Linked DNA regions of Homo sapiens: region 1 is linked to region 2. Evidence: read pairs that join two places in POLR2A ChIA-PET (ENCODE). Cell type or tissue: A673. All regions are shown on one strand.

The links. ChIA-PET counts read pairs that join two places held together with the same protein. Peaks named below come from ENCODE experiments on the same cell type or tissue, not always from the same donor. Only the 100,000 strongest peaks of a DNase experiment are listed, where the experiment ranks them.
Region 1: POLR2A ChIA-PET joins it to region 2 with 9 read pairs; 2 of 35 experiments call an interaction of 5 or more read pairs at or near these places.

The regions. Positions count from the first base shown.
Region 1 is chr16:58,363,568-58,368,567 of GRCh38, forward strand. No RefSeq gene overlaps it. Among named protein-coding and RNA genes, the nearest start is that of GINS3, 26 kb to the right of the region's middle. In A673, no CTCF peak of the experiment used is centred here; a DNase peak (open chromatin) is centred at 2,864; H3K27me3 peaks cover 297 bases.
Region 2 is chr16:58,170,295-58,175,294 of GRCh38, forward strand. It overlaps CSNK2A2 (casein kinase 2 alpha 2), which reads right to left. Exons shown (of 12, transcript NM_001896.4): 5 at 4,157-4,216. Among named protein-coding and RNA genes, the nearest start is that of CSNK2A2, 25 kb to the right of the region's middle. In A673, no CTCF peak of the experiment used is centred here; no DNase peak of the experiment used is centred here.

The DNA of each region.
Region 1 (5,000 bases), 190 kb after region 2:
TTATCTTGAATTCTTTTTCAGGCACTTCATAAACTTCCTTTTTTGAGGGATCCATTACTGGAGAGTTATTGCTTTCCTTTGCAGTGGTCATGTTTTCTTGCCTTTTCATGTTTCTTATGTCCTTATGTTGATGTCTATGCATCTGGTGTAATAGCTGTTTCATCCAATTTTATGAATTGGCTGTCATAGGAAGACTTTTTCCTATAGATTTAACTATAGCATTGGTTGGGTAGAGTGCTTTGGCTGTGATTCTGGGTGGACACAGTGGTATAGTTGCCATGTGGTTTTGTAAACTATAATCAGCATCAGTGGTGTCTGTGAGTTCTTCAGTGGCTTAGACCATGGTTGTTAGTAGAGGCTGTGGTGAGACTTTGCTAGGAATAGAAACAGTCAGCAGGCCAGTTCTCAGGTGCCAGTTGTGGTGGTGGTGGGTAAGGGTGGGCCTGTCCTCAGGCCCCTAGATGGCATGCACAGATACCTGTGGAGTGGGCAGGGTGGGTCGATCCACAAGCTGCCAGACAACATGTGTGGATGCCAGTGGCAGGTGGAACATACCTGTCTTCAGGTTCCCTGATGGTGTGTGCATACGCCGGTAGTGGTGGGTGGAGCAGATCTATCCCCAGGCCTCAGACAATGCACACTAGTACCAGCAGCAACAGGTGGGGTGGGCTTCTTCTCAGGACCCTGGATGTTGCACATCAGCAGTGGCAGGTGGCAGGGGTCAATCCCTGCATGGATGCTGGTGGCAGGAGGGGCATGCTGTCTTTAGGTCTCCCCAGTGATGCACAGGGGCACTGGTGGCATCCAGTGGACAATGTGCACAGGCCCCCAGTGGTGAGCAGGTGGGGCGGATTCCACATACACTTTTTTTTTTTTTTTTTGAGATGGAGTCTTCTTGTGTTGCCCAGGCTGGAGTGCAGTGGCACAATCTCGGCTCACTGCAAACTCCGCCTCCCAGGTTCAAGCGATTCTTCTGCCTCAGCCTCCCGAGTAGCTGGTATACAGGCGCACACCACCACACCTGGCTAATTTTTATGTTTTTGGTAGAGACAGGGTTTCACCATGTTGGCCAGGCTGGTCTGGCAACTCCTAACCTCAAGTGATCTGCCTGCCTCAGCCTCCCAAAGTGCTGGGATTACAGGCATGAGCCACCACGCTTGGCCCACATGCACTTTTTGGAAAACAAAAATGGAATTTTGATATACATCTTTGTCTTCAACTTGTGTTTTTGTTGTTGGTTTTTTTTTTTTTTTTTTTTTTTTGAGATGGAGTCTCCCTCTATTGCCCAGGCTGGAGTGCAGTGACACAATCTCAGCTCACTGCAACCTCTGCCTCCTGGGTTCAAGCAATTCTCCTCCCTCAGCCTCCTGAGTAGCTGGGACTACAGGTGCATGCCATCACAGCTGGCTAGTTTTTTTGTATTTTTAGTAGAGATGGGGTTTCACCATATTGGCCAGGCTGGTCTCAAACTCCTGACCTCATGATCCGCCCACCTCAGCCTCCCAAAGTGCTGGGATTACAGGCATGAGCCACCACGCCCGGCCAACTTGTGTTTTTTTACTTAAGAGTATACCAATCACTTTAGCTGTTCAGGCCAGTGTATATAAATTTACCTTGTTCTTTAAATTAATGCATAACTGAGAAAAAGGATTTGGGGAGGCAGTGTCTAGGATGAAGAACAGGACCTCTTTTGATGTTTTTCCAGATATATAAGTGAAAATTGAAAGTATTTTTAATTACCTTTGGTCATTGGGGTATAGTTCTTTGAATGCCACATCAAGCTCAGATGGGCATTGGGCACCCTAAGATTTATTCAGATTACATTAGAAAGATCCCCAAGGCAGAAGGGTGGAGGATAGATTCATGGAAATGAGACAGATGGTGAGTTCAATTAAGAGACTCTTTATGGAGATAGCTCAATATTTCAGGTGAAACATAATCAATACTCAGAAAGGAGATTATGGGGTCCCCAGATGTTTAGGAATTAGAAGCAACAAGACATGGTGACTGGTTGGATGTGGAGGACACAGTAGAAAACATCTAAAGAGACTTTTAGGTTTTATTGTGGGTAATAGGGAGATGGCACCATTCATGGACACAAGAATAAAGGAAGGTAATAAATTCACTTCTGGGACTTGGTAGAGTTTACGTGGCCCCAGCCATCCATATAGGGGTATAGGGGTGATTGGAATGTTGGTGTGAATTCAGGAGGCATCAACCTGGGAGTCACCACCACGAAGGTCATATTGGAAGCCATGGCAGCTGATGAGATCATCTAGGGATGTGTGTAGACTTGAAAGAGAAAGGGGAGTAAGTATACTATATCCTCATCAAAAGAGAAGAAAAAATGTGACCAGCAAGAGAGACCAAAAACTAGCAAAAGGTAAGAGAAGTACCAAGGTAGAATGCCATAGTGGAATGCAAGAGGAGAGAAAATATCAGGAAGAATAGAGAGCCAAATAGCATCAAATTCTGCAGAGAAACCAAGTCAGGTAATATCTGAAAAGGGTGTAGGAGGTCGTGGGTAAGTTCAGTGACATGGAGGGAGCAGAAGCCAGAGTACAGGCTCAGGGGATGGAGAAGTGAGGGTGGCGTAAGAGGTGGACACAGCAAGGGCACACTATATGTTTGAGAAATTTAATTCAAGATGAAAAAGGAGAGGAGTTAAGCAATGGTTAAGGCCACACAGCGTCATAGGGATATTTTTGAACTCATACCATAGTTTTATATAGAGATGAAAAAAACCCAGAGCTCAGAGAGTCCTCTTCAGCTTTATAAAATCAAACTTGTCAAGTTAATGGACTTATTTAAGTGAGTCAGACCCCATTAGAGCATATGTCACTTGACTGTTATAGGTACACAGCCATGACTCAGAAATGCTGACACAAAGCCATGTGGTACGATATATTACTAAGCAGTGCTTATGCATTGTCACACAGTGATTAGAAAGATTGCATTGTGGTATATGGCTGGCAGAACAGCTCAGAACTATATAAGTGACGTTTCTCTTTGTGGAAATTTTGGGAACTTGTATTTGATTACAAAATGCCTTGAGATTATAAATCCAATCGGCAGATATAGAAAACTTACAGCATAGCTTTCTTCATATCACAGCCTCTGTAAGAAAAATGTATTAATTTAATTTCATATAACTTTTTTTATTGGTTCAAGTGATTAATTCTTCTAAGCAGATGCTAGTGTGATGTAGTGATTAAGAGCACAAGCAATGAACTTCAATAGACTTGTGTTTTGAATACAAGGTCAACCACTTATGAGCTATGAGATCTTGGGTAATGTCTTAGTCTATTTCGTGCTGCTGTAACAGAGTAACCACAGACTGGGTAATTTATAAAGAACATAAATTTATTTTCTCACTGTTCTGGAAACTGGGAAGTCCAAGATCAAGGTGCTGGTATCCAGTGAGGGCCTTCTTGCTGTATCATCCCATGGCAGAAGGTGGAAAGGCAAAAGAGAACCCAGGCACACAGGAAGAGGGCTGAACTTGCTTTTATAACAAACCCACTCTTCTGGGTTAATCTATAGATAAGGGCAGAGTCTTCATGACCTAATCTCTTCTTAAAGTTTCTACCTCTTAACACTGTTGCATTGGGGATTAAGCTTCCAAGACATGAACTTTGTAGGACACTTTCAAAGCATAGCAGGTAAATTCCTAATTTGTAAAATGAGGAAAATAATAGTTCCCACCACAGAGAGTTGTTATGCAGGTGAAAGTGAGGTCATGCATATGCAGTGCTTGGCACAGTATATGACACCTAGTAGAGGCTCAGTGAGCATGAGATGAATTTCAATTCACTGGGGCCAACAGGGAGACCCTGCTAGGAAGGGAACCTCAGGCACAAAGGGCTAAAGGCAATAATAACTGTGGCTGAGCTTGGAGAGGAGAGGATGTGGGTGAAAACTGACAGAAAATGAGATAGGCAGAGCAGTAACAAGGTATATGGATCTTCTGTTGGGGAAAAAAAATCCTATAGCAAAGCTTCAAATAGTATTGTTATTTTATATATGCATATATATATATATATTCTATATCTACACATACGTATACACTACGTGTTACCACCAGAGTCTTTTCTGTGCTTTGCTAAACCTATTATTACAGGGATATTTCCTGAGCCACTGTATCTTTTTTTTTTTTTTTTTTTTTTTTTTTTTGGAGATGGGGTCTCACCCTGTCACCCAGGCTGGAGTGCAGTCCTGCAATCTCAGCTCACTGCAACCTCCTCCTCCTGGGCTCAAGTGATTCTCCTGCCTCAGCCTCCTAAGTAGCTGGATTACAGGCACCCACCACCACGCCTGGCTCATTTTTGTATTTTTAGTAGAGACAGGGTTTCGCCATGTTGGCCGGGCTGGTCTAAAACTCCTGACCTCAGATGATCTGTCCCCCTCGGCCTCCCAAAGTGCTGGGATTACAGGTGTGAGCCACCACACTAACCTGTTTCTGTTTCTCCACTCCAGTGTCCATCTCAGCTGCAACTGTACTTTGTGTCAACCAGTATTCAAGGGAGGACTCTGATTGGTTCAGTTAATCCTTTCAAGCCAAGCCCATGAGTTGTGCTCTGCTTGGAACAGGGGTTTGCCCATCCAATCAGCTGTATCCAGGGCTAGAGGGAAAGTGGAATCCCATGCTTCAGAACCTGCCCTTTCGTATAACAGGAGCTGAGACCATAAAATCTGCCATGGATGAGACCACACTGAGTAAGCAGCATCCTGAGTTATATCTATCTGTTGGAGGGATGGAGGAGAAAAGGCAGGCAGGTGTAAGACATGAGTGGCCAACTGTCCCAGTTTGCCTGGGACTAGGTTTAAATTTTTAATAGTAGTGAAACGTATATGTCATAACATTTATCATTCTAATGGCTTTCAAGCATGCTGGTCTGTGGTGTCATTGTGCAAACATCACCACCATCAATCTCTAGAACTTTTCATCTTTCCAAACTAAAACTTCACACATTATACACTAATTCCCCATTTCCCCTCTC
Region 2 (5,000 bases):
TTGCTGGTATAGATTTGCCTTTTCTGTACATTCATAATATGAAATCATACATGTATAGTGCTTTGTCTACCTTCTTTCCTTCAGTATACTGTTTCTGAGATTCATCCAAGTTGTTTTTCCTTGCTGAGTAGTATTCCACTACTAGCTGATGGACATTTGGGTTGTTTCCACTCATGCTTTCATTTCCCTTGGGTAGATTCCTAGGGGTGGAAGTGCTGGGTTGTATGCTAAATTTGTGTTTAAACTTTTAAGAAACTGCCTAATTATCTTCCAAAGTGGCTGCGTCACTTTTACTCCCACCAGCAACCTGAGGGTTCAAGTTTCTCCACATTCTCATCAACACCTGTCATTGTTCAACTTTTTGATTATAGCTTTGCTGGTGGGTGTAAAGTGGTATCTCCATGTGGTTTTGATTTTTATTTCCATAATGAGTGATGAAGTGGAACTTCTTTTTATGTGTCTACCGGCCATTCTAAATCTTCTTTGGAGAAATGCTGATTCAAATCTTTCAATCATTTATTAGATTGTTAAGCTCCATTTTTTTAATGTAAAAATTTGCTTCTAAATCTCCCTTGCCTAACATAATAACTATCTTCATAAACTTCAAATTCAGGACCTTTGGCTAATCTTAACAAGCACCTGAATCCTACACAAGGTCAATGAAATACTCTTCAAGTAGAATCCCTGTCCTCTACCTACCACTAGAGCCCCCCTCCAGTTTTAACAACCAAAAATGGTTCCAGATTTTGCCCAATGTCCCCTGGGGGACAAGCTTGACCTGGATAAGAAGCAATAAACTAGACTCTTGAGGACACTTGAATGGACTTCTTCATGCTGGAGGAGTACACAAGGCAGAGAATGAGCCCTAGGATTAGCATTCCAGGAATAAGCTCCCTCGATCTGTGCTTTTCCCTGAACCAAGAGTATACAATATAGAATGCTTGTTATGGCCAGGCGTGGTGGCTCACGCCTGTAATCCCAGCAGTTTGGGGGCCAAGGCGGGCAGATCACGAGGTCAGGAGTTTTGAGACCAGCCTGACCAACAGGGTGAAACCCCGTTTCTACTAAAAATACAAAAATTAGCCAGGTGTGGTGGTGCGTGCCTGTAATCCCAACTACTCAGGAGGCCGAGGCGGGAGAACTGCTTGAACCCGGGAGGTGGAGGTTGCAGTGAGCCGAGATCATGCCACCGCACTCCAGCCTGGGCGACAGATAAAAAAAGAAAGAATGCTTGTTATTTGAAGATCAAGAACAGGCACTACTAACTATGGGGATACATATAAAGATATAATCTTCAGAGGAGACACTGAACAGAAGAACACAAGAGAGCCCTGCAGGATGTTCACAATATCCTCTACCAGCCCTGTCCAATAGGACCTTCTGCAATGATGGAAATATTCTATTCCTGCACTCTATAATACGGTAGCCACTAGCCACATGAGGCCACTGAGCACCTGAAATGTGCCTAGTGTGATTAGGGAACTAAATTTTATTTTATTATTTTATTTTTTTGTACAGGGCCTTGCTCTGTTGCCCAGGCTAGAGTGCAGTGGCATGATCTCAGCTCACTGCAACCTCTGCCTCACAGGCTCAAGTGGATCCTCCCACCTCCACCTCCTGAGTAGCTGGAACCATAGGCATGTACCACTACACCTGGAGCATGCATATATATATATATATATATATTTTTTTTTTTTTTTTTTTTTTGGTAGCTATGGGGCTTTGCCATGTTGCCCAGGCTGGTCTTGAACTCCTGAGCTCAAGCAATCAACCTGCCTTGGCCTCCCGAAGCATTGGGATTTATAGGCGTGAGCCACCGAGTCTGGCCAGCAACTAAATTTTGAATTTTACTTAATTTAAATAGCTACCTATGGGCAGTGGTTACTAACTATACTGGATATCATCGTCCTGTGTAAATCTGGGTGAGAGTTTTACATACACAAACATCCAAAAGACTGTACGTTTAAGATTTATTTACTTCACTTACATTCTACTTCAATTTTTTCCCTCTGTTTTATAATAACTGTAGCAAGATTCCAAAGTGCCTTTGTGGCAGTGCTTTATGAAACCAGGGGTTGTGAGGGCAGACCTCCTTGAATCTGAATCAGGAGATCAGGTTAAGTCACCGAGTCATCACACTGCAGCCCTCAGCCTCAGTTGCTTCTACATTTTCAAAGGAGTTAAATATTTAGTCTTCCCCACTCCTGTTTTTTCTTTTCAAAGAGAAAATTTACCAAGTGTTGATTCTGCTATATTGCCTACTCTTTGTCCAAAGGAATAAACTAATTAAGACCACAATACCTGGCATGTGAAAAATACTCAATGAAAGCAAAGGCTGAACAAATACAGTAAGGTAATTAATTCTTTTGCCAAGTTTCCTAGTCGGACTCCCTATGGAGTTACTGACATGCTTTGAAATTCTTTGGGGAATTATTTCAGTTTTAAAATCTCGTACAGTTTCTGACCATTAAGCATGAATGACGTTTTTCAAGTTTCATCTGGGATTCTACGTCTCATTAGCAAAAATAAGTATATGTCCTCACTGCCTAGCTGCTACCTCCAGAAAGCAGAAAGGACATCAGACATTGAGTGACACCCACATGTCCACCTGGGAAGACCTGCATTAGTTGGATGTCTTTATGGGACCTAAGGGCAGGCTAGCTTATACAACTTTAGCTTTGGCTGATGGTTAAATAACACAAAATCTCAAACCATCTTACTTAAAAATAACCAACTGTGAGATCTGAATTGTAGCTCTCATGGGGTGAGAGTGCATGGGATTACTCAGGAAGCACTTCCAGGAAAGGAGCTAGCCTGACAGTTCACAGGATCATGGCACTGCAAATTTTATCCACACCAATGCTTCAATTTTAGTCTAGAGAAGACATGGAGAAACGTGGGATAAATCAAGCTCGACCTTTTTCGTGTTTCTGATCTTACTGACAAAAAGGAAGACCCATTAGCCATAAGAGTGAACCTTAAATCCACCACCTCAGCTTTCTCTAATAAAAAGTGGTGCGTACAAGTTCTTATAAAAACACATTCATTTCATAGAACTGTTCTTAAGATCTACAACTACCCTAAAACTTTTCACAAGACTGCATATTAATACATGCATTTTTGGAGGCAGTTCATAGTTTTCATTAGGTTCTTAGTGATCCAGGACACAAAAATCTAGGACCCATGGGTGTATTCCATTTTACAAACTGAGCATTCCTTTAAGTGCTTATCTAGACAAACAAAATGATCATTCCTCCACCAACCAGTAATTCTTCAAATTTCATTGTGCTTGGGATTAGTAAGTCTCTTAGACATTCTACCCATCACTTTTCCCTGCATTAACGAGCCACGGCTACAGGGGTAGGTTAGGAAGACTCATGCAAGAAGGGGATGACGACACATGGCAAGGAAAGATGGCTGCAAATGCCTGCCACCCCTGTAGGCATGTCTCTCTATAATATGCCTACATATTCAATGCTTTTCCCATCAAGAGTGGAGTCGGTTTTTCCATGCTTTGAAGCTAGGCTTGGCCATGTGATTTGCTTTGGCCAATAGGGTTATTAGCAAATATGACACAGGTAGAGGGTTGAAAAGTGCCTATACATTGAGGTTTCCCTCTCTCTGCTGCTAGGAACCCCAGGAGGACCACCATGGGAAGCAGCATGAACTTCACAGGCTGGAGGATGAGACCTCAGCTATCCCTGCTGCCCCAGCTGTGGTCCTAGATTGTGAATGAGGTCATCCTGGACCATCCTGCCCCAGTCAAATCAACTGAGACCTAAAGAATCACCTGGCTAACTCAATTATAAGAAACAATAATCATTTTTTAAAAGTCATTAAGTTTGGGATGATTTGTTACATTCACAGTAGGTATTAATAAAGCAGCAAAGAGAAAACATATGGACCAACAAGAGCTATGGGAGGTTCTAAGGTATAATGTCCCTGGTACCCCTTGACTTGGCCACTTTTTTCCCAGTTCCACTGGAAAGTTTCTATGTGAAGATTCCTCGATGGAGGCCTCAATATAAGTTTAAAAACTTCACTAAATCCTCTGGGTATCAAGAAACATTCTGCTTAAGTTCTCTTTGTTCTCTCAAAAACTTATCTTTTAATGAACAGGCCTGAAAAAAATTAATGGTTTATGAACACCACTTACTTTAAGTAGTTCATACATATAAAACCGGATATCAAAGTCTGTCAGGATCTGGTAGAGTTGCTGAAACAGATTCCAGAAAACAGAAAGTTAATTTAGTCTCACTGCATCTTGTCATCCTAAGTGCAGGCCATTCTCTAAGCTTATTTGATACTTAAGTGACTAAGGAATCCCATGACTTTTTTACTACCTGATCTGAAATAAATGGGAAGACTAAAGATGAAGGTTTTATATTTTAATCATCAGAAGAGAAGAAAAAAAAAAATGGAAGGAATTCCAAGGGAGAAAAACATTTAAGCCAACTCAGATCTTTCCTATTTAATGCTCTGTGATTTTGCCAATTACAATTATTAACCACAATTACACCATTGTGAAGTCTAAGTTGTCTGTCTTCACATTCTTACCGAACATCAAGAAAACTAACCCCACTGTAACACCACAGTATACTCTAGAGAAGTGAGTTCTGAGTGGATGGCAGAGCTCTGAAGAACTTCATGGGCTACTGTGGTAAAACAGTGGCGACACAGGCTGTTCTCAAAAAAGAAAAATAAGGAAAAAGGAGGTGCTATAGCATTTGCAGATGGCAAGAGCTTACAAAAAAATCTATACCCTCTGCTCCCCGGAAACCAATTCCAGACTGGAAAAAAAGAACATTTCACAGGCAACACCTGACGTCTTAGGAGTGAAAAAAGACAGGGGTATCAAAAATGATCACTGGCCAAACTGATAGGTAAATGGAAGTTTTCATTATTGGTAATCCAGAGACCCACTCGCTGGGAGTTTTTAAAAAATTTCTAAGAGTCAGAATACATTAATGCTACAAGCTTCATTAAAGGCATCATAAACC